Regions from separate parts of the Mus musculus genome. Here all the other regions are linked to region 2. A link is a loop called in an ENCODE intact Hi-C map of the cell type or tissue named here. Cell type or tissue: heart. All regions are shown on one strand.

Region 1 (8,000 bases), 240 kb before region 2:
GTGCCTGGTATCCTTGGAGGACTGAAGAGCCCCTGGAACTGGAGTTACAGGAGATGAGGAGTTGTCTGTATGTGATGGGAACCAAACCCAGGTGCTCAGGAAGAGTTAACAGTCGCTCTTAAGCACAGAGCACCTCTCTGGTCCCTTGTAGCATCTCTTAAAGGCAATCACTGCAGCAGGGCATGATGATGCAGGCCTAGAACCCCGGCACTCAAGAGGCTGAGAAGCAAGAGGATTTTGAATCTGAATCCACTCTGGGCAACATTAGCAAGACACTGTCTTTAAAATATGATTTATGGTCAGGTGTGATGGAATATGCAATAATTCCAGCACGCTGGAGCCAGAGGCAAGCAGATCTCAGTTCAAAGCCATCCTGTTATACATAGTAAGTTTCAGACCAGACAGTGCGATATAGTTAAGACTCTGTCTTAAAAACAGAAGAGGCGATCCAAACCCCATTCTGACTATGGCCCCTGAGTACGGCCTCCAGCCTTAGTCTTCCACTGTTAATGTGAGACAGGACCAAGGGCTGAGTGAGGACACAGCACACAACAGAAGTTGGACTGCTCTCCTCCTCACTCTCTAGCCCTCACTTATCAGAAACAACTGTCCCAACAGCACACTACCCAAGTTCCCAAGACTTTAAAGTGAAAACCATAGTTTTGCATACCTTAAAGTATAATCCCAAACAGGGCACAAGTATTTTCATTAAAATTGGCCAAACTCCTTAAAGCTGAGTAAACTAACCTTTAAGAAAATTCTGGGGGGGGTGGGGGGGGAGGGAATCGGTCTTCATTTAAACTATTTCCACGGTAGATTAGAGTCTACTTCCAGGTGGCATGCTCTTCTAGTCTTCCTAAGCATCTATTACTGCTTTCTCTTTGAAACCAAAACCTTCTTAAGAATCCTACTATTCAACTCAGCAACACATTGCATGTCTGTGTTTATGGATCAAAGAGAGAAGAACGGGGTGGAAAGATTTGTAAATGAAAATTAAAAGTATCCAAATGCTCAACAAAATGTGTCAATTGCAAAATGCTTAATATGCCAGGAACTGAAAATTGCAGGCAGTGGGGTTTTGTTGTTTTGTCCTTTGAGACAGGGTTTTGCTGGCTGGCACTGAACTTTCTGAGTTCTGCAGCCTAGAATTTGTTCAGAATCTGCAACTCAACAAAAATTCCTTCATCACATAAAATATCAAAATTATGTGATATAGTTCCAAGCCTTGATGACAGATCTTCATCTAAACAAATGCACAAAGGGATATGAAAATAAATAGCAATTTTTTATTTGCAACATTCTCATAAAAAGTTTAAAATAAATTAATTTAGAGTTTGCTGTTAACTTTCACAAGTGAACTCTACACTCCTTACTTCCCAGTTCTCCTAAATGCTTTAGAAAGTTGTTTTCTAAGCAGAATGGCAGAGGCTGGGCAATCAAAGACTTAAGATGACAACTGGAATAATCCTTACACTGTATGTTTGTTTGTTAAAAGAGAGGGAATAAAAGTCTGAGATCAGAAGATACATTATCCTTTCGGCACACCTGACTCTATCTACTAGAGTGGGATCCTACCAGCCAAAGCCTAAAGTGTAATGAGGTCCTCCAGAAAATAAGCATCCGAGATCTTCAAGTGTATCTGTAAAGCTATTTTATAAATATTCAAAATCTTTAAATTTTGGAAAACAGTTTCAAATATTTGCAGAAATTGCTACTCACATGCCACACCTGCATTAAATCTGTTTTTAATTAGTGACAAGTTTGGATTCCAGTCTGTAAGACCATTCAACAATTCTGGTCTTGAGTTTAATAGAAATGAAAAACTATTACTCAAATCACCAGCAACGGTCATGTCATCAGCAGTTGTCTTTGCTTCTTTTGTGTAAGGTTTATACACATATTTGCAGAAAGCTATTTCTGGTAACTTCAGTGTGGCCAAGTGTTAATCCCAAAGATGGGAGAAGAAAAAACAGCAACCCAAATCATGGTCAAATTAATTAAAGCAAGCAATTAATTAAAGCTAGATTTTTTTCTGTTGTTAGTGTACACAGGCTGCCTCCCTCTTAACTCAGCCTGAAGAGCCCACTGTCCACTAACATCCAGAACAGTGCTTTCCTAACACTTTATATTCTTAACAGAGGAAACTCAAGCTTGAATTGAGAACAAAAATTAACTTCTCTGTCAGCATTGTCACTTGACATTTTTCAGACCTTTACAAAATAGAGATCTTATTGCCAAAATCAGATGAATTATTTGAAAACTAGTGATGACTGAAGAAAATGTATTCAAGTCATTTAATGGGCAAAGAAGTCCTAAAGTAAAATAATTCGTTAATGTTAGCAACACGGTAAAGTCTATAAAGAAATATTTAATTATTTTACTTGGTGCTAAATTTTAGTTAACCCTCTTTATTATCAAACATCTTTTATGTATATCAATGAAGAAAAGTAAATCAGATTGCCTTCAATGATAAAGCACTCAATAAGTTACCAATATTTGAACTGGATCACTGCACCTCCCCCTCATGAAATTAGCCCTTCAGAAGATGCAGCTGAAAGCAGATTTCTTTATGGGGATACTTGAGGGAAAGTAAATTAATATGAATAAATTATGATGTCAAAGAGTCGGGACAAGTGAACCAGGAAAATCAGCAGTTCAGAAGAAGCGTAATTCAGCGAAGCCCTCCAACAGTCACCTGCCTAGGCCAACTGCTGGCAGGTTGCCAGGTTAGACAATGGTGTATTGACTCCAGGATAAGGTGCAGTGGGGGGCGGAGGGGGGACGCCCCAGACTATTAAAAAGGAGCCAGTTACAGATCAACTTGTTAGGTACTGACACAGAGCAGGTATGCACTTAAACCCGGCTCTGATGAATTCCACGCAGTCCTGTGAGACATACTCCTGCCGTAATCCCACAACTACCTGCTAAATTCCAAAAGGCCATAAATAACCTCTAAATAACTCTCCCTACCTGCAAGAATCAAAGTGAGCCTAAGAGCTACACTAACCCTCTGAAGAAACCAAGAAAGGAAAAATATGCGCGTTCCCCTTGGGACCTTGACCCCAGGCACCGAGACTGACACCGCCCCTTGCCGCCCCTCTATCTTCTTTCTGTTCCTTCAGTGAGTGTGACCTTCGGTTCCTTATAGATTCAGGGAAGGCAAGCCACGAGCCACTGCTACCCTAACCCCAAGGTGCCTTTCTCAGTGGTGAGCTGCAGAGGGAGGATGCAGCTCCTCCCCAACCCACCCGCCACACAATTCCTGGGTGCAGACTCGATGTAGAAATGGGAATAGACCAAGGGAAGGTGACAGCCCCGCGTCGCTCAGGGTTAACGAGAAATCTTGCTCTGGGAGAAACGCGCGAGAAGCTCCCCCACCTAGCCCCTACCCAAATGAATGAACTGAGTAAAATGGGAAGGGGGGTCTGGTATGCGCAGTTCTTGCAATCCAGGAAGCAGAATAAGAGGTCGTCAGACGTAAGGCCTGGCCTCGCCGCCCTTTGCACTCCGATTCGTCATTTCCATCCTAGTCTCATATCATTTAACCCTTTAAGCTTTTAAGACACTGTCCTTCCTCCACCTATGCCAAATACCGACACCCCCCACTCCCCTTCTCTCGATCCCTTTCGGGCCAGGCCGCTAGCTTCTTCCTTCCCACGACCCTCGAAAAGTCCCTCAGCAGCCCCGACTCACACGTACCTGGAGATGCTCCTGAAAGCGAATGGGCAGAATCTGGGCCATGGCGCTGTCGGGGAGTATGGTCTCCTCCTGTCACTGGGGCTGCAGGGCAGTGCCTGCCCGGGCTCTCCAAGGGAGAGGAGGAGACGGGGAAGGGGAGGGGAGGCTGGGCTCAGAGGGATACTCTCCGGGGACGCAGGGAACTGGCAGGCAGACGAGAGAGCTTGGGTCGGGGGCGGAGGCTCCAGGGGCCGGGAGAGCCGCAATGGCGGAACCGGGAGCAGCGCAGACTCCGGAAACGGCTGAGCCCTGCGGAAGGATCCCGAGGCAGAACTCCGCCCAGTCTCCTCACGCCGTCCGCCTTATGTAGCCTTCCACAGACGCCGCGCCGCGGTCGGGCGTAGGGATTCAGGGACGCAGTGCGCGGAGCGCTCTTCGCTGATGCGGCTGCGGGGAAACAGAGGAACCGAGGGACTACTTTTTCTAGACTCATCACTTTCCCCAGGCTCCGGTTTCTCCCTTCTCCCCTCCCCCCTCCCACTTTTTTTTTTTTTTAACATTTTGCCACATCATGCGACTCGGGGCGAACTACGTCATTTCCGTAGGCGCTGTAAGACCCACCCACGCACTTCCCGGTGCACGTGATGCGGGTAGGGAAGGGTCGGTTGAAGGCTGCCAGAGTGGAGGGCGAGAGGCAAGATACTGGCCGCTGCTCCTGGGGAGGAGGTGGCGGTTGAGCCCCCTGCCGGCGTGGCGGCCTGGGCGTGAGGACACCGAGTGCCTGAGGAGAAGGCCGCGGCGTGGGTGCCGCGGTGACTAAGGGAAACGGCCCCGCCGCAGAGCTCCTCGGGCGGCTGGCTGCGGCGCGCCTCCCCCGCCTGGTTTCGCGCAGTGGGTGGTTGCTGACACCTCAGGGAGGGGGACCGTACTGAGCTGCAAGCTTCCTTGCCCTGACGCACGCCCTTCTGACGCCAGGAGAGCCGGATGGCTCCTCGAGATCCTCAGATAAACCATCTCAAAGGACAGGGAAGGCCATGGGAGAAGAATCTCCTGCTGGCCCCTGGAGAGCGCTTCCGCGGACATTTTGGTGGACTTAGATCAGCCTAGTGTAGAGATCAGTTTGGCCTTCGAGAACTGGAGGGTTCGGCCACAGGAAAAAGCTTAAAAGATGTAGATCAAAGGATGGCTAGGGAAAGAAACCTCAGGGGCTGTCTTGGAGCTGAGGGATTGACTGTTAGTCATACATGGTAGTAGGACCATTACCTGTAGTTACAGGGTGGGCGATGTAATAAGCCCTTCAAAACCGGAGCACCTTGCCTTCCTACAGCAGTAAGCTATCTGCAGCATTCATTAGCGATTAATAGCCGCCCCAGAGCTCTTGCTAAAGTGTAAGGTGTAATGTCTCACAATAGCACCAATATAAGGAAGATTTAGAGAGTTCATTTCCACATAGTTCGTCTTAATCCCCCTGAAAGTTCTTGAGGAAATTACTTTCAATGCCCCTTTCAACCTAAAGAACATAAGACAACCACTGGGTGTACAATAATTTTGCGTAAGCGGTTTTGCTTAGAGAAATCTGCTTAGTCATTTCAGTTGCGTTTAGTATTCCCCCCAAATACTGCCTTTCATATCTGGGCTGAGAGGAGAACCAGGCAAGTGAGAAGGCAGACAACAGACCCTTGAAGAAGAGCCTTGCCACCATATTTAGGATGTTTTGTGTTTACATAATTTCACTTAAGCACTTGAATGTGCCCTGTCCTGCAATGTTTGAAAAGATTGTTTTCATAAGACTTTGTCCTTTTCTAGAGGTGGGCAAATTTTAAATTAAAATCCTAAGGGAGTTACTGTTTTATTACAGAAATGTCAGTAGCTTAATAGAATTGCACTTTCAATCTCAGAATTTGGGATGTAAGAGCTTCACCATGAACAGATCACCACATTTCAATTTATTGACAAGGGCCTTGTATTTTCATACAGACCCTGCATGAAAGGACATTTCAAATCCCCAGAGCAGTTGATTTTACTTCCTTGGTGTGGAATACCTAACCAAAAAGTGCGCTGAGACTGCTTTGTCATCACACATAGAAATTTCAAGAATGAGTTGTTTTCAGAAATCATTTAGAAAGAAGAAAAGTAGATGGTGATATCCCAAATCATTCTGCTTATTAATAGGACTGCTGCCTTGCCTGCCAGATTCTCCTCTCAGCCTAAATATGAAAGGCAGTATTGGAGAAAAACAGTAAAAGCAACTAAAATGACTAAGCAGATTTCACTCAGCAAAGGCACCTTAAACAGTTAATGCCCCCCCCCCTTTTTTTTTCCAAGAGAAAAATAGTGTAAATGATAATGCTACCCAATGCTGGGGACACTGTGGTGCTCACCTGTGATCCTCACACTGGAGGGTTCTGAGGCAGGAAGATCTAGAGTTCCACATAGCAGGACCTTGTTCCCCCAAACTAGAACAGCTCCAAACTGGCATGCCTCTTAAAGATCAGTAATTTGCTGTAATAAAAGATGATTATAATGAGATTGTGCTGGCTAAATTTCCAGCAGGACAGAGACAGGGGAAAGGACAGTTCCTGGTTTAGAAATCCCAAACACAGTAATCCCAGCATTCGGGAGGCAGAGGCAGGCGGATCTCTGAGGCCAGCCGGGTCTACAGAGTGAGTTCCAGGACAGTCAGGGCTACACAGAGAAACCCTATCATGTAAAACCAAAAAGAAAAAAGAAATCCCAAACACTGAGGCACTAAGTTTTCTAAGCTATACCTAAAAGGCGTGGTTTTAAGCACTACCTTAAAATAGATAACCTGATAAGCTCTAAAACAAATCCTGCTATCCTGTGTAAGTAACTTTTTTATCCAAACAGACTGCTGCAAAGGATGAGTCATCACCCTGGCTTTTAGTTTGCCCTGTTTTAGTAAAAGAGGTCATGTACTAAATGGTCAAGGTATGAATTTGAAGCTATTTTTACAGAGTTATCAACAGCAGGCCCTTATATAGTAAGCGCCATAACAAAAACATTGCTTTGTATGTTATTTTGAGGAATTGTAGTTTCTCAAAATCTACACAAGAAAACTGTATTGTTCGCCAGTTCTATATTTTATACCAGGAACTCTGTAATGGTTATAGATGTGTAACCATCCTGGAACACAAAGCAAAACCCACCACTTTTCTGCTGGGTGTGCTGGTACATGCCTGTAATCCTAGCACTTGGCACTTGGGAAGCCAGGATAATAGTGAAGAGAGTCAGGAATTCAGGGCTGGTTTCCTATATTGAACAGACTGAGCTACATGAGATCCTGCCTCAAAACAAAATCTTTGATAGCCACACATGATGACTCACACCTGTAGTCTCTGAACTTCCCTGAGTGAGGCTTATGCCTCATCTTCTGTGGGTGAGGTTGTGGGGAATTCAAGGGCAGCCTAAACTACAGAGAAACTGTCTCTCCCTCACTGTCCCCACCCCAAAGCCAAACCTTTTTATAGGATTCCTCCATAGTAGTTCATCTTAAGGCAATCCCAAAGCCTTCTAAAAACAGCTTGAACTAATTGCAGTGTAAAAGTCATAGACATTCATCAGATAGACAATGATTAATTGGAAAGTAGAACTCTAATGCTTCATACCAAATATAATTCAGATTTTAGAAACCATAAGAGACACTTTGGAATTATACAGGTAAGATTCTGGTTTCACCATTTAAACAGCACCTTTAAAATACCTCAGCCCCTTAGAGCTACTGATAAGAATTGTAGCTTTTCATGCAAGATAAAAGAGAACCATAGCGCTTGCCACTAAGAAAGAGAATCTCCCTTGAGTCTTAGGGATTGGTCAACATAGTGCCCACTGTGTTTCAGTGCAGTATGATCAGACTATAGGCAAAGTTCCTCAACAAGGATAAAGAGTGGACAAAAAACATTTGCAAAGCAATATGGCCTTTCTACTTTAGTCTGAAATGGACCTGAGCTTATATCTTTCTTTCACTGTCAAGCTGTTCTTGAATACCCTATAGACAAGTTCTATAATGGATCAGGGATGGCAATAAGATGTACAGTGAGTATTCACTAAAATAGCACCAAGTATATTCCAAATGAAAGGCTAAGACTAATCTTGTGGGAACTGACCTTGACTCTGGTCACATTAAACAGGTCCCTCCAGTTTCTAACAGACTCTGGCAGAGGGAATAGCTTGGTGTTCTCTTAGGAGGTCATTTCAGGCAGTATGGAGGGTCATACCTTTAATCCCAGCACTAGGAAGGCTAAGTCAAGAGGAAGATCAGCCTTGAGTTTGAAGCCAGTCTAGACTACATAGTAGTTTCCAGA
Region 2 (8,000 bases):
CATACTGCAGGTAGTATGGCAACAGTCACTGCCTCCTAGAATGTCTAGTCCAGGCTAGCATGCATTGCTATAATGTATCCCTTACTGCGGATCCCTAGCCAAGTTTGAAAATCATGGTTCTAAAGAATTGAAGGGGTTTTGTTTGGTTTTGTTTTTTTTTGTTTGTTTGTTTGTTTTCTGAGACAAAGGGTCTCCCTACATAGCCCTGCCTAACCTGGAATCCCTTTATACAGCCCAGGCTGACCTCAAACTTGCAGTGATCAGAACTTACCTCACGGGGTACTGGGGTTAGATATTTACCACCACTCCCGGCTGGGAAAACTAGTCACTGTTTTTCTGAGACAGGATTTCTGTGTAGCTTTAGCTGTCCTGGAACCTGCTTTGTAGACTAGGCTGGTCTCAGAGATCCCACCTGTCTCTGTCTCCCAGATGCTGGGATTAAAGGCGTGTACTGCCACTGCCTGGCAAAGGCACATATTCTTATCTGTGTTCTTTATTTTCCATTTCCCACCCTTATCTCAAGGCAAGCAGAGAGATCTAAGAAGTGATGTTACTGAACCCTAAACTAGGCAGAGCCCAACTGAGGCAGTGCACGAGCCCAGGTACCCCGCTCTATCGCATCCGACCCTGTCGTGGAATCCGGGACAAATCACAGTGCCTAAGGTAAGATTCCCCAGCTCTTCTCAGGCCGGGCTTGTAAAGAACCCAGTCACTCATCACAGCTCAGTACAAAACCGGGGGTGGGAGCAGTCATAGTTAAGTATGAACCAGTCACAATGAGATATGTGTATGAAAATGTTCTAATAAAGCCATTATTTTTGACAAATTACAGAATTTACAAAATGATGTAAAGAGAGTGAAACTTCCTCAAAGATAAGAATATCAAATGCTAAGAAAGCTGATGGACTGAACTCAGGTAAAACCTACAGCAGTGTGTGCCAAAAGGAAAAGCAACCCAATCTTACTGACCAGATCCTGTAAACCCCCAAACCAGGCAGACTACTGCAGAGCCTCAAGCATGAGGTTTACTGTAATTCCTTTGTGCCTCTAATGTTCTGTAAATGGGGTTCAGAAAAGTAATCCCTAGGCTTGTTGTTCAGTGCTCTGGACAGGGAGCCCATCTTGCGAGAACGAAGACAAGCATGAGGAACAAAAGACTAATAGGACTCCAACTCAGTGGCTCAAAGACCCTCCAACGTGGCAACAACAAATCAACAAGGAAGCCAAAAAGCAGGGCTCCGGCGCATTTGCCATTTCCAGCAGCCGGGCCGTGGAAGGCTAGGCAAACCGGAGGATGCTCGCTCAGCTTTTTAAAAACTGTGGGTAAAAGTGAAGTCAGAGGTGGCAGGCAGTTCTTTGCACGAGGGGTCCAAAGCAACAGTGCTTCCCCCTAAGTGCCAGCCAGGAGACGGGTGTAAGGTTCCACTGTTTCGGAAAAAAAAAAAAATCACCCGAAGGGAGTCAGCAACCAGGCAGGTAAACTTGAAGCAGGAAGAGAGGCAGGAGCCAGCTGCGGGAGGGACTCTCCGCAGAGGCCCCCGCAGCGAGTCTGGCAACAGAGTTCGTGCCCACCCCTTGGCAAGGCCGCAGGGGAGGCGCCGGGAAGCGTCCAGGCAGGAACTCGCTGTGGTTCCCTTGGCTTGGGGCTGCCGAAGCGCTCCGGGGACTTTAGAGGGCGACGTGCCCCAGACCCAACTATCTCAATGGAGACATCGACCATACAGCCGGGTGCCGCCGGGTGCCATCCGTGGGGGGTGGGTCACGCCGAACAAGGGAGGCGTTGGCGCTCAGGTCTCTGGGTCCCCATATTTGCCAGGCGGCTCGTCGCCACCCGCCGAGTCCCGAACCCGGAGCGCGCGCCAGTGTTTGTAAACAAACCGGTCACGTGGCTGCAGCAACCCGTTCCCCGCCCCTAGCACCCCGGGAACCTTCGGGGAGCCCCCTCGGGACCGCGACAGCACCGCCCCAGCCGAGCCCGGCTGCACGCAGCCCAGGAGCCCGACCGTCCCCAGGGCGCACAGCCCGAACTGGAGCGGAATGCGCCCCACGCCCACGCGAGCCCAGCTCGAGATCCCTCATACCTGGCGGTAGGCTGCCCGGTCCGGCCAGCGCCGGGCTCTCCGGAGTGCTTGGCGATGAAGGACTGCACGGCTGACTCTAGCGCTCCCTGCGCGCTCTTAAAGCCACAGTCTCCGCCACCGCCGCCGCCACTGCCGCTCCGCATCCCTCCGAATCCGGGCTGGGGGCTTGCCGGGTGACAGACGCGCCCCCGCGCCTATCCCATCGGCTCAGCACATAGCAACACGCCACTGGTTGGCCCTGCACGGCCGCAGCCCATCCGCCAGGAGCCAATCACTGGAGGACGGAACTCCGCCCCTGCTTTCCCTGCCTCCCGCCCCCAACCCCCACCCGCCCCTCGGCCCTGGCGGGGCGCGCGTGCGAGGAGTGTGGCAAGGTCTGGGTCCCGCCAGTCCTGGCAGCTGGCGGGCAGGGCTGGGAGAAGAGGTGATTAGAGTGGGGGAGCTCTCTGAGATAGGAGCCTGTTTGTCTGGCTTTACTGGGATTCCCAGGACCCGGGGTTATGTTGGGAAGTGGGATTTACAGTGCTTTTGTTTTGAGAACCTAGATAGTAATTCCTCGCTCCACTTTTTAAGCCACTCCTGACCCAGAGCCTAAGTTACTAAAAGTGACCCGCAGAGTTCAAGGCAGGTGTATTTAGTAAGATAGTACCAGTCTCGTCATGCCCACCCATGCCCTGCTCAGAAGCGGAGATTCTCTATTTCCTCTGCCCTGCTCGAAATTTCCTAATTAAAACTAGGAAAGGGTTGTCTGGTGTGTTCGAGTCCCTGGGTTGGATCCCCAGTACTGAGAGTGGAAGAGCATAGAGAAAGACTATAGAGAAACTGGGATCCCTATTGCTAATGGTTAGTGAGGTCTATTAGCAACAGAAAATACAATAAGAGTAGTCAAGGTGACCAAAAGGGAGGAACTGGCATTCTGGGTCAGTGGGGTGGTGCTTTTCAAGGAAGAGAGGGTTAAAAAATAAACTCATGACAGTCGGGAAGTCCAGGGAGGCACCAGGTGGGTGGAGTGGGGCAGAGTCTTCCTACCGGAAAACAGGTCAATTTGATAAAAGAATTTCTGCGGGGGGGGGGGCGGGGGAGACACGGCAGACCCACCCTTTTTTCTAAGACACTGGGATTCTGAATGGTGTTGGGGCAAAATACATGTTTTCATTGCTATTTTAGAAGAGAAAAAAACACAAGGTAATTGGACAAGGTGGTTCTCTGCTTTATAGCCCAATTATAACCCAAGGCTTGGGAAGTGTTAGAAGTTTAAGGTCATTCTTGGTTAGATCGGTCCAAGCTAGCCAGGTTACTGAAAAAGAGAAAAAAAAAAAGTTCATGCGGGGTTGGGGTGCTGAAGGAGGCCCAGGAACCTTTGGTCTCCTATCTGGCAGCAGTTTACACACAAACCCAGGCTGGTATTTGGGTAGATCCCCGGGTGACTCAAAAACGTCACCTGTCACTCCACCCAGCTGTTTTTAATACATATGCAATCAACTAAATTGTCTTCAGTGAATGTACATCGCATGGTTAGGGATGAAAAAAAGTCCCAACGTTAGTAAGAACAAAACCACTCATTTTTGCCGGCAGATACCGGTTTCAGTGTAGGGGCACTGTCAATATTTACAATTGACTGCTTTGGGAATTATAAATCCTGGAGTCCAAAAGCCTTCAGCTAACTAACCACAACCTTGAAAAGACTTGAGATTGGATCTTTAAGAAGATATACTAAATTCTTTAGATTATCAAAAGCTTGATTACCAGCCCAAGGCTGCTTTCTGAGGTTAAATTCCTCTGTGCCCTTAGGCCTTAGTACCCATCGCCTAAAAGAAGGGAGGGCTGGGATCTGGTGGTGGAACTCACAGTAGAGACTTTGCCTAAGGTTCTTGAGGCTCTGGGTTCAATACCCATTACTGCAGAAATAAATAAGGACGGCTGAAATAAGATGGTTTCTGACATCCCTTCCAACTCTAACATTTCAAATCAGGAACCAGGAAATCAAATTGGTTACATTTCTGCAATAGTGTGTTACTAAATATGTTTATATCCACGGGTTCCCTAACGCCTAACAGTAGATTCTGTACTGGTTTTAACACCCTGAGATACTGGTATGTTATGTAACAAGATTGGAGGCTACTGTTCTGTGCTTAAATAAAAGATAACATTAGCTAAAGAAAGCCTGCCTTGTGTGGGGTGCTCTGAGGACCCCTGCAGGCCTGCTGTGTGATTGCAGGAGACTGGAAGAGGCCACAGAACCACAGGGCTGAAAAACAATAGAATCAGCCAGCCAGGAAAAAAAAAAAAAAAAAAAAGCCAGATCATGCCTTCTTCCAGCCAAAGGAGCCAAGCTGTGTGAGTTGACAGAAGGGAGAACCGAAACAAAGAAGTGTGTATGTGTGTGTTGGGGGGCAGGGAGTGAGTACTAGAAACTGCTTCTCTTTCTCTCTGCACCCAAACACCTTCATGGGCCCTCAGTACACATTTACTCAGTGCCCATCTTCAGCACCTTTCCCTGTTGCCTTGGACTTATTCCGAGAACCTATGGGAGAGGAAAGAAGCCCAGGCCAATGGACAGATTGAGAATAGACAGATAATTATTGAAGCCGAGGGCCGCAACAGAGAGGATATTATCCCAGAGAGCAACAGAAAGACAGCAACAAACTTATTCAGAGTCAGAAGGCTCCCTTACAAACAACAACAATGAGACCAAAAAGGAAAAAAAAAAAAAAAGAAAGAAAGAAAGAAAGAAAAATTGGTTGGCAATAAAGGTTTGAGAGGCTCCTGGGCTCACAGGTGGTTCCTCTGCCTGCTGCCTTGGGATTGACTCCTCTTTGTGATGCTAAGCCACATTTATACATCTACTCATCCTTTCACAGTCAGTGTTTGTCTTCGCTTACTAATCCTGTGTGTTCTCACTTCTGCCACCTAAGTGCGGCTCTGGCTGTGAGCAAATCACTTTCTGCTTTTTGTTTTCTTTCTTCCTTCTTTGTCCCCACCCTCCTCTGGAGTCAGAGTCTGTATTTTGTAGCCCTGGCTGACCTGGAACTCACCCTGTAGCACAGACTAGCCTTGAACTCACAGAGATCTGCCTGTCTCTGCCTCCCCGGAGCTGGGATTAACTGTGGGCCACCACTGCCTGATGCTCTTTTCACTTAAAAAAAAAAATTGCCGGGCAAGGTGGTGCATACCTTTAATCCCAGCACTAGGGAGGCAGAGGGAGGTGGATTTCTGAGTTCGAGGCCAGCCTGGTCTACAAAGTGAGTTCCAGGACAGCCAGGGCTATACGGAGAAACCCTGTCTTGAAAAAAACAAACAAACAAAAAATTATTTTGTTGCTGGTATGTGACTGTGTACACGGAGAAGTTGGGAAAGGACAACTTGTGAAAGTCAGCTCTCTGCTTCCATTTTAGTTTCTTGTTTTGCCAAAGCAGAAAAAATAACTTTGCCATTGTTGTTGGGAAGCTAGCTTTACCTATAATCCAGTGCAATTAATAGCAGAGATAGCAAGAAACATAATAGGGGGAACAATATAACATTTAGAGTAGAAGTTCTAAAAGTTGTGTGGAGGGAAATAATCAGACTTGCCAGCTATACTGTCAGAGACCTCTATTTTTCTGTAGGATTGTCACCTCCTACAGACAAAAGATACTTGCATTTGTATACATGGTTGACTCCATAGCTTCCGTTAACCTTTTTTTGTTTTGTTTTGTTTGTTTTTTTCCAGCACTTCGCTGTGTAGCCCTGGCTGTCCTGGAACTCACTCTGTAGACCAGGCTGGCCTCGAACTCAGAAATCTCCTGCCTCTGCCTCCCAAGTGCTGGGACTAAAGGTATGCGCCACCACTGCCTGGCTAGCCGTTTTGTTTTTTTTTTGTTTGTTTGTTTTTTGTTTTTTTGGTTTGTTTTTTTATAGATATATAATGGTTATATCTGTGTGTATGGATCAGCTGCATTCAATGCTTACTGAAGTCAAAAGAAGGTGCTTGATAACCTAGAGCTGGAGCTACAACTCCTGGCAGTTGTGAGCCACCTGGTGTGGGTGCAGGGAGCTGAACCCTGGTCCTCTGGAAGGACAGCGAGGACTCTTTTCCATTCAGCCGTCTTTGCAGCCCTTTAAGATAACTTCATTCAGAGCAAAGGGATATTACAGATTGCAGAGATGTGCTATAAGTGTTGACAGCAAGCTGAGGAAGTCCTCAAGTGCCAATTGCCATCTTGCTGAGTAGAGTTACTCTTCTTATTTCTTTTCAGTGCATACTCCAGGCTACCCGTCCTCAGAGCTTTGGGCTAAATTGCCACTTACCTTTTTACACGGGTTCCAGGCCCTTTTGCTCGCACATGCCCATTTACCTTCGGAGCCATCTCTCCAGCCTCAAGGTTGTTTATACATGCCCCAGTTGTGTTTGGTTGTTTTAGATGAAGGCAAAATCTGTAGCTCAGGCTGGCCTCATAGTCGAAGCAATCCTCCTGCCTCAGCCCCCAAAATGCTGGGACTAAAGGTGTTTACTAGCAAGACAAGTTCTCTGTGTGTCTGTTTCCTGTATCTTTGTCTCTCTGTTTCTCTTCGTGTGAGGGACCATGTATATTGAGAGAATTCGGAACTGGGGCTGGCTTTGAACTTCCTGTGTAGATAAGGATTCCCCCTACCTTGAACCTCTGGAACCATAGCATTTATCCACCGTACCCAGTTTTATGCAGTGCTGGGCATCAGATCCATGATTTGGTACCCACTAGGCAAGAATTCTACCAACTAAGTTACATCCCGGGCTGGTGAGATGGCTCAGTGGGTAAGAGCACTGACTGCTCTTTCAAAGGTCCTGAGTTCAAATCCCAGCAACCCCATGGTGGCTCACAACCACCCGTAATGAGATCTGATACCCTCTTCTGGTGCATCTGAAGCCAGCTACAGTGTACTTATTTATAATAAATAAATCTTTTTTTTTTCCATTTTTTTATTAGGTATTTAACTCATTTACATTTCCAATGCTATACCAAAAGTCCCCCATATCCACCCACCCCCACTCCCCTGCCCACCCACTCCCCCTTTTTGGCCCTGGTATTCCCCTGTACTGGGGCATATAAAGTTTGCAAGTCCAATGGGCCTCTCTTTCCAGTGATGGCCGACTAGGCCATCTTTTGATATATATGCAGCTAGAGTCAAGAGCTCCGGGGTACTGGTTAGCTCATAATGTTGTTCCACCTATAGGGTTGCAGATCCCTTTAGCTCCTTGGCTACTTTCTCTAGCTCCTCCATTGGGAGCCCTATGATCCATCCATTAGCTGACTGTGAGCATTAAATCTTTTTTTAAAGATTTATTTATTTGTTATATGTAAGTACACTAGCTGTCCTCAGACACTCCAGAAGAGGGAGTCAGATCTCGTTACAGATGGTTGTGAGCCACCATGTGGTCACTGGGATTTGAACTCCGAACCTTTGGAAGAGCAGTCGGCTGCTCTTACACACTGAGCCATCTCACCAGCCCATAATAATAAATAAATCTTAAAAAAAAAAAGTTACATCCCAACTACTCTTTTTTTGTTTTTATTACTTTAAATTTAGCATATAAAGCACTGGGTTTCGTAGTGACATATTTATACATATAGATCACTGTGCTTGGTTCTAATTTGTTCCCCGCCCCGCAAGCAAGTCCCCTTTTGGATTTTGTCTAAGTTTGTTTTTTTGAGACAGGGTTTCATGTAAGCCAGGCCAGCCAGAAACTTTCTATGTAGCTGAGGATAACCTTGAACTACGGATGCTCCTTCTGCTTCAGTCTCATAAATGTTTGGGATTACAAGCCACAAGCACCGCAGTTGGTCCTTGTAACCTTTCATAGCATTGAGGATACTCCCATCTTCTGTTCCCTTTCCCTCCCACACCGCAATCCACCCTCAAGTCAAGTCAGCTTCACTTCCAAACACACATTTGCTTTGCTGG
Region 3 (8,000 bases), 190 kb before region 2:
AAGGCGTGCGCCACCACTGCCCAGCTGCATATGGGCTTTAAGACCCTCATTCTAGCTCCCTGGAAGTCAGTCTTCTAGCTGCCTTCTGAACAAGAAGAGGAACTCTCAGCTCCTCCTGCATCATGTGTGCCTGGATGCTGCCATGATCTCATTCTGATGATAATGGACCGAACCTCTGAAAATATAAGCCAGCCCCAATTAAATATTGTCCTTTAAAAGAGTTGCCTCAGTCATGGTGTCTGTCCACAGCGGTAAAACCCTAACTAAGACAAACATCTGATAACAGATAAACTAGTTGAGGATGGGAAATAAGAGTCAGATACCTAGACGGGCAGTAGTGCAATCCCTTTAATCCCAGCACTTGGGAGGCAGAGGCAGGTGGATTTCTGAGTTTGAGGCCAGCCTGGTCTACAGAGTGAGTTCCAGAACAGCCAGAGCTATACAGAGAAACCCTATCTGGAAAAACCAAAATAAATAAATAAATAAATAAATAAATAAATAAAATAAAGTCAGATACCTAAGACAAGGCCTTAACAATATGAAAGAAAAAAATTAATCCTAGGGGCTAGAGAGATGCCTTAGTGCTTGGTTAAGAACATTTGCTGCTTTTTTCCAGAGGACAAGGATTCGGTTCCCAGCACCTATATGGTTGGTAGCTTACAACCATCTGTACTTCCAGTTCTAAGGTATCTGGGATCCTTTTCTAAACTCCTTGGGTACCATGGATGGTATACAAAGACACTGGCAGGCAAAACATTTATGTTCATAAAAAGTAAAAACAAAACAAAACAAAACACACAAACAAACTAAACTGTCCTATGTGGATTCTGGGGATTGCACTCAGGACCTCATGCTTGCCAGGCAGGTACTTTACCAACTGAGCTACCTCCCCAGGCCATGTCCTGTTCCCCCAACGCCTTAATATCTTTTTTTTCTTTTAATGAAGGAGCTAGCCTACTTGAGGAGTTCTAGGCCAGTGATAGACCTTATCTCAAAAACAAAAGCAAACGATAAATCACATACATGGCACTCGGAGGATAACACTCGAAGTCATCCTCTGGCCTCAACACATACGTGTATATACACCATCACAGAAAGACACACAGAAGGGCTGGAGTGTGTGTTTTTAGTACTTTAAATGTATACTAGTAAATTTTTATACCTTGGAGCTGCAATCATCAAAACGAACTTGGTATCCTACTTTAGATCCCAAAGTGCATTTCATTTCCTCAGCAACCCTCTGAGCAACTGATATGGCGGCTACTTTTCGTGGCTGAGTCACACCAATCATACCATGTTGTGAAAACCCTATTAAAACCAGAAATATAAACACAAAGCAGAGTTAGCAATTCTTTCTTCCGACTGAACTAAAATTAAAAACTGTTCCTGGTCAATCGATGCAAATGGTATGTTTTCAAAAGAAAACCCTACAAGATCAGCAACATACTGCAGTACATTTGCATAAACATTCTTACTATTAATTTAAAACAGGAATGCACATTCACAGACGAAACAGCTCAGAGGTAAAGATGCTTCCCTGATACCTGAGTTCCACTCCAGACCCTACACTGGCAGGAGAGAACTGACTCCCTAAAGTTATCCTCTGACCTCTACATGCACACTGTGTCCCACATGTGCCTAAACACATATAGAGATAGCATATGAAAGGAAGTTTTAAAACATAAACCAGAGCCAATTTAAATATACATGTTAATTAGGTTTGAGGTTTTTATTTTTTTAAAGCATTTAAACAATAAGTCAAGGATTCTATAAGTTTGGTTGGTCTGTTTTACAAGATCTCATTAGTCTACCATACTGGCTTCAGACTCCTGGACCCTACATATCTTCTGCCTCACAAGTAGCTAGTACTATGGCATAAGTACGGTAAAACCAAAATACAAAAAAACTCCACACACTTCCTAAACTTTTCTTTGCCACAGAATAAAACTGGATTTAAAAATACCACTTTTGCATAAATTTTTGTAAACATTGTAACCATTTTAACATCCCCGAAAATGGAGATGTATTGTACCGTTGGTAGCACTTGCTTTCTTACTGGCATGTAAAATGACAGCACGCCTTAGCAGGCGATGTTGAATTAGGACAGATGCATCCGATTAGGTTACTGTGAGGGCAGGCGTGATGGAGGCTAGCTCAAACAGCATACGTAGGCCATTCTCAAAAAAAAAAAAAAAAAAAAAAATTCCCAGCAATGGTAACATACACCTTTAATCACAGAACTCAGGAGTCACGGGCAAGTGGCTCTCTTAGTTCCAAGACAGCCAGGGCTACACAGAGAAACCTTGTCTTGGAAAAAAAGAAAAAGACTTAAAAATTCAAAGGATATGTTTTTATTTATGTATAGTGTATATATATCTCTGTCTTTGAATGTGCACATTCAGGTCCCTAGGAGTCCAGAGGAGGGTATCGGAATCCCCCAAACTAGAGTTATAGGTGGTTGTGAACCGCCAATATAGGTGCTGGGAACAAAAATCTGGTCTTCTGAAGCAGCAGCAAGAGTTTACATCTGCTGAGCCATCTCTCTAGTACCCCCCAAATTAACTTTTATTTTAATATGAGTAATATATAATTTTCTCTTTTCCAAAATTATGAAAGAGAATGTTGCCACACTGATGAGACACTTTATTGGTAATTTGTTTGCTCAATTCTGGTAGAATCTGAGAATATTTGTCTGATAACGGTCTAGAGGAAGAATAAATTGTCAGCAACAGCAAAGTAGTGGTGGCACACACCTTTAATCCCAGCACTCAAGAGGCAGAGGCAGGTGCATCTCTGAGTTCCAGGCCAGCCTGGTCTACAGAGTGAGTTCTAGGGCTACACTGAGAAACCCTGTCTCAAAAAAAAAAAAAAAAAAAAAACCAACACCCCCCCAACAAAAATATGTCCCCAACAGAGGTCAACTATCCTTTCCAATTCACAATTGTTTCAGTTCTCACTGGCTAATGAGATAACCTTATCCTAAAAGAGAAAATTAACATCCTTTTATTTTTCCTTCTTATCATATAACCATAGCTGGCCTGGAACTTAATATGTAAACCATGCTAGCCTTACAACTCAGAGATGCTCCTGACTCTGCCTACCAAGTGCTGGGATTAAAAGTGTGCACCACCACAATCAGCCTTCTTCTTCTTCTTCTATTATTATTATTATTATCATTGTAGTTTAATATGTCACCCCAACAATTCCGGAGCCTGAAATAAATCCAGAAAGCCAAGGAGACATAGGGAGGCTAAGGATCTGACAAAGCAACGCAGCAATGGGCATTTGCACACTACAGTACTTTCATTAAAATTTAAAGAATTTCTCTCTTTAGTGCTTCCAGCTTTATCCAAGAATAAAATTACCTGCTTCATAAAGGTATTTAGGGAGTTGAGTTGTTTTACCACTTCCTGTATTTCCAGTAACGATGAGGAACGAGTTGTCCCTCACAGCTTGAATGAGCTTTTTTCTTTGTTTCTGAATAGGAAACGTTGGAGTTGTTCCTCCCTCCTGTGATGTGCATCCTTTCTCTTCTGTAACAACACAAAAACAATTGTGCAATGAAAACACCTGAGAAGAGCTCTCTGACAATGGCTCAGACCTGAAAGAAGAATGCACAGGAATCGCACAACGGGAAAGATCAATCTATGACTTTTCAGTTACGTCAACCATGTACAAATCACACGTGAAAGTTTATAAACTCAGAATAACTTTTTTTGGTAAAATCAAACAACTTCAACATTGTTGATGTGTAACTCGCCGTACTTGACAAAGTCAGTCAAGCACAAGACAACGTGTATGTATGCATACCTACCTGGAAAAACTAAACTCAATTTTATTAAACAATAGATCAACAACCTGAGCACAGCAGAACAACTCTGAGAAGAAGAAGAAGCCACCTGTATTTGCTTCTGATTCACAGTTCAAGTTAGGTCCCTGTTCAGAGTGACTGATATCCCAGAAGGCCAAGTGGTGGGTAACCATGGAAACTGGCTCCTGGAAACGGGCTCCCTTCATACCGTACCCAAAGGCAGGCTGGCGGCCCGACGAAGGGGAGGGGGATGAACGGGTAGAGAACAAAGGCTTTATGAGGCTGTAGAACAGCAGAAGGCATTTGGGCGTTCGGGTCCACTTTCTTGCCCCCCAGAGAGGTTCTCACCCAACTTGGGTTTGGGACCGCCCCCTTCTAAGCCAAAGTGCTCACTGGACGCAAAGTTCGTCGTCTGGCTTAAAAGACCAAAAGAACGTCTAAGCTCCCTTCCCACCTCCTCTGCCGCCCACAGATGTACTTTTCGCCCCGCAAATAACTCCCTCCGGGTGCCACAGCGTCCCGCGGACCGTACCTCTGTCAGCGATGCGAACAGCTGACGGCCGCTCTTCCTGGAGCTCTATTGGCCGCTCGCCTTCCTCCTGCCGCCTTGGCGCCCTGCCCGCGACGGCGGGAAACCGGGACATAGACCCGGTCCGGAGAAGAAGCGAACACGTCCACGGAGCCGAGGAGATGGGAGGGGAAAGGCGAGGACGCGCCCTGATGACGTAGGGGTGTTTACTTCCGCGCGTGCGACTGGCTGAGAGGGGTGGGGGAGCGGCTCGATGACGTGGCGGCCTCTGCTTGGACGCGCACGGGCCCGCGCTCCTGGGGGCCCCGAGGCACCACCCCCAAGGAGTCCCGCCCATCGCCACGTGCCTCCGCCACCCGCGAAGTCACACCTGAACACCTGAGGGCCAGGTCACAGTTTGTCCAGTGTGGCCCTTAGTCACCACAGCATCCCCACAAGTCTTGCCTATCTCCAGATACCAGTTGAATGACCCTTTCCCAGGAGCCGAAGCCATCCTACAGTGTGACCTTGGGCAACTCACTTCCCTATCGTCCTATCAAGACACATAGTGCGGTCCAACTTGTAGTTCTGTAGTTTTCAAAACTTAGATTCCCATGCTGTTTCACTTCCTTCATGGAACCCTTCATTTACATTTATTTGCATATTTTCCATACCCTCCAAGAAGCTGGGAAGACACACATGATCCAGACTTCCGGAACACTATATATTGTACACCCAGCAGGGAGCAGTGATTTGAGGTGGACAATAGGGTTTGTTGAGGATAGATGAATGAATAACATCTGGGTTGTTGGTTGATTTTTTTTGTTTTTTTCGAGACAGGGTTAACATCTGTTTTAAAATAAGTTGACTTTTAGTGGAAGTACGTTCCTTAGAAAACACAACTGCTGAAAATTCTACAGATACACATTATCTGAGGTGGTGTGGTTTACTTATTTTTAAAGGTATGTTGGGGACTTGGTGTACAGTTCAGTGGTAGAATACTTATCTACGATATGAGAGACCCTGGGATTCAATACCCAGTACTTTATCAAAGCTGAGTGTGGTCCTAACACTTGCGAGGCAGAGGCAAAAGAGTTGCTGTGAGTTCCGGGTTACCACCAGGATAATTCTGAGAATGAGACTCTGTCTCAGAAGAGGAGGTGAATAAAGGGGAGAGGGAGAAAGAAGGGAGAGGAAAAGAGAAGGAAGGAGGGAGGGGGGGAAGAGGGGAAAAGGGAGGGAGGGAAGGAGGGGGGTTCTTGGACTAGTCCTTCAGTGATAATGCCAGCTGATTTTCTGAGTTGAGTTAATTATGAAAAAATGTGAAGAAACCTGCTTCTTACACTTAAATCACTATGTAGCCCAGGATACCCTAGAACTCATGATCTTCCAGCCTCAGCTACCCAAGTGCTAAATTACAGATATATGTGACCTTGTCCATTTGCTTCTTGCACTTTTCAGTAGTTCCTGCTGTTAAAATTAATCATGGTTTATAGGAAGGCAACATAAAACTACCATTCACTTATCAACCCAAGACCAAACTAGAAAAGATGTAAGATGTTACAAGAATCCAAGACTTTGCTTTAAAACGTACATGTATCAACTCCTTTTCAACGTAACTGATCAACAACTCCTTTAATGCAAGTTTATCAGAATTTGAATGATAGCAAGTCAGGTGTAACTTTCTAACGGCTGAGGCAATAGCCCTAGTGACAGGAGAACATTTTAGATTTCTCCAAAACATTAAAACCATCTCTGAACCTTTCGATTTCTATTAGTAATTCAAACTATTATGTCAGAAGAGATCAAAATATACAATTGTAGTCAGACCATGAAGATATTGGTGACCTCTGTAACTGAGCAACAGACCAGCTATTTCACAAAGTCACTTTCTAAGAAAATAAGCAGAATCATTTCAAATCAGGAATTGTGACCATTTACTAAGCAATTTGTATTTAAATGATTAAGTATTTGATATATACAGTTTTGGACAAAGTCTCACTATATATCACTATATAGCCCTAGATGGCCTGAAACTCATTAAGTAGATCAGGTTAGCTTTGAGCTCCCAGAAGTTTGCCTGTCCAGGGATATGGGATTAAAGGTTAATATTCTCTGGTTTTCACGTGTGAGAAAGAAATTTCTGAAACTTCCTCTTGGTGATGAAAAAGAGAGAGATAAGAAACCTCACAATCATACTAACCTAATACTGGAATGAGAAGTGGAATTATTTAAATGAGGAGTGTCTTTCAGTGGTTGTAACTCTTAGAGTTGACTCCATTTGTTGATAACCACCTAGCAAAATATCCAGAATAAAACTGGAAGCCACGAATTAAAGAAAACAAAGTCAAGGAGCCTAGATGGTAGCACCATCCAACCAAGGTTTTCCCAACCTTGGCCATGTAGACTATTTTACTATTAATGACATAGGGATATTCCTAGTATTTCTAGACCAATGATCTTACAAATTACAATAACAAATAGAATACAAACACGGAGTAAAAGTGGAAAATGTGTGGGCTGAATTTTGGAAGAATGGTAAGCATCCCCAACATTGAATCTATGTCTCGTTACCTCTGAGTCAGGAGAAAGAGTACAAGTGATAAGCAAAGGTTAAGAAGTGTGGATTGCACCTTGCTGCTGTTGCTTCAATGAGCAGTCTTCCAAATGTTCTTGGTTCCATGCAATCTATTTCCGAGCATCAAGGGCTCAACTGTAAAGACTTTCAAAATGATGAAATAATGTGATTACATCGCCATTGAAAAAGAAAGCAAAATATGGTGGGTGGGTAAGGGGGACTTTTGGTATAGCATTGGAAATGTAAATGAGCTAAATACCTAATAAAAAAAAAAAAAAAAAGAAAGCAAAATATAGGGCCCCTGAAGTGATGGTTAAAGGGCCCTTCAATTATTACCCACTGGATTGCATTGTGCAGCATGTGTTACCCACCACCCCACCCATATACACACTGTACACACTCACATACACAATAATAAAATATTGTGAAGTAAAACCAATACATGAAGCAAAAATATCATATGTTGTTTACATAATAACAAGCAGAGTCCCAAACACTAGACACATAATAATGTCAGAGACCCAAGAACAGAACATGATGGCTTATGGCTCATAGAAAGACTGAACAGTACTATCACTAATCTGATTAAATAAGAATTGTTTTGGTCACATAAAGAAAAGCAGACAGAATCCGTACTGTACGGAGAAGGGGAGGTATCACAACACAAACTGAGAATGTATTTGATGGGCTTGTCAGTCACTGGTTCAAATGGATGAAGGCAAGTGAAAGGAAGATTGAGAACAGATGGTAAAGACACCCTGACTCAGGGGATGTGATGGAAAAGGCTGGGACAGGCCATAGTGGTGCACACCTTTGATCTCATCTCTTGGATGCAGAGGGAGGAGGATCACTGTGAGTTTGGGGCCAGCCTGGTCTACACTTGAAGTTCCAAGCCCATGGGGCTACATAGTGAGACCCTGACTCAAAAAGCAAAACTTGTCAATGAAATTATTTGGTGCATAACTGAACATGTTTAGGATCATTGTGTAATACAGGCATTGAAGTGGTCACAATTCAAGGCTCATTAAGATTAGTATTATACATTTACATTTGGGTCAAATTTCAATCCTTAAATATCAGTCTGGTCCTCTGTGTTTTCCTTT

What was found. Hi-C counts contacts between places; a loop is a spot of excess contacts. Peaks named below come from ENCODE experiments on the same cell type or tissue, not always from the same donor. Only the 100,000 strongest peaks of a DNase experiment are listed, where the experiment ranks them.
Region 1: a loop joins it to region 2, with 4 times the contacts of the local background. A loop is called at or near these places in 6 of 42 quality-filtered maps.
Region 3: it touches region 2 in a loop (1.8-fold over the local background); 5 of 42 quality-filtered maps call a loop at or near these places.

The regions. Positions count from the first base shown.
Region 1 is chr11:86,753,549-86,761,548 of GRCm38, forward strand. Cltc (clathrin, heavy polypeptide (Hc)) reads right to left here and starts at 4,019. Exons shown (of 32, transcript NM_001003908.2): 1 at 3,700-4,019. The coding sequence starts at 3,741. It overlaps Gm42085 (a long non-coding RNA gene), which reads left to right and starts at 4,165. Exons shown (of 3, transcript XR_880101.3): 1 at 4,165-4,328. In heart, a CTCF peak has its summit at 4,416 (motif pointing left); DNase peaks (open chromatin) are centred at 2,773, 4,023 and 4,323; H3K4me3 peaks cover 3,984 bases; H3K27ac peaks cover 3,793 bases.
Region 2 is chr11:86,991,511-86,999,510 of GRCm38, forward strand. Ypel2 (yippee like 2) reads right to left here and starts at 2,252. Exons shown (of 5, transcript NM_001005341.3): 1 at 2,082-2,252. Gm51915 (a long non-coding RNA gene) reads left to right here. Exons shown (of 3, transcript XR_003949754.1): 2 at 524-663; 3 at 833-2,827. It also overlaps Gm22387. In heart, CTCF peaks have their summits at 1,636, 2,309 and 4,278; DNase peaks (open chromatin) are centred at 2,281, 3,061 and 4,371; H3K4me3 peaks cover 3,002 bases; H3K27ac peaks cover 4,692 bases.
Region 3 is chr11:86,803,095-86,811,094 of GRCm38, forward strand. Dhx40 (DEAH (Asp-Glu-Ala-His) box polypeptide 40) reads right to left here and starts at 4,566. Exons shown (of 18, transcript NM_026191.2): 1 at 4,344-4,566; 2 at 3,366-3,533; 3 at 1,163-1,308. The coding sequence starts at 4,455. In heart, no CTCF peak of the experiment used is centred here; DNase peaks (open chromatin) are centred at 4,057 and 4,537; H3K4me3 peaks cover 1,550 bases; H3K27ac peaks cover 1,157 bases.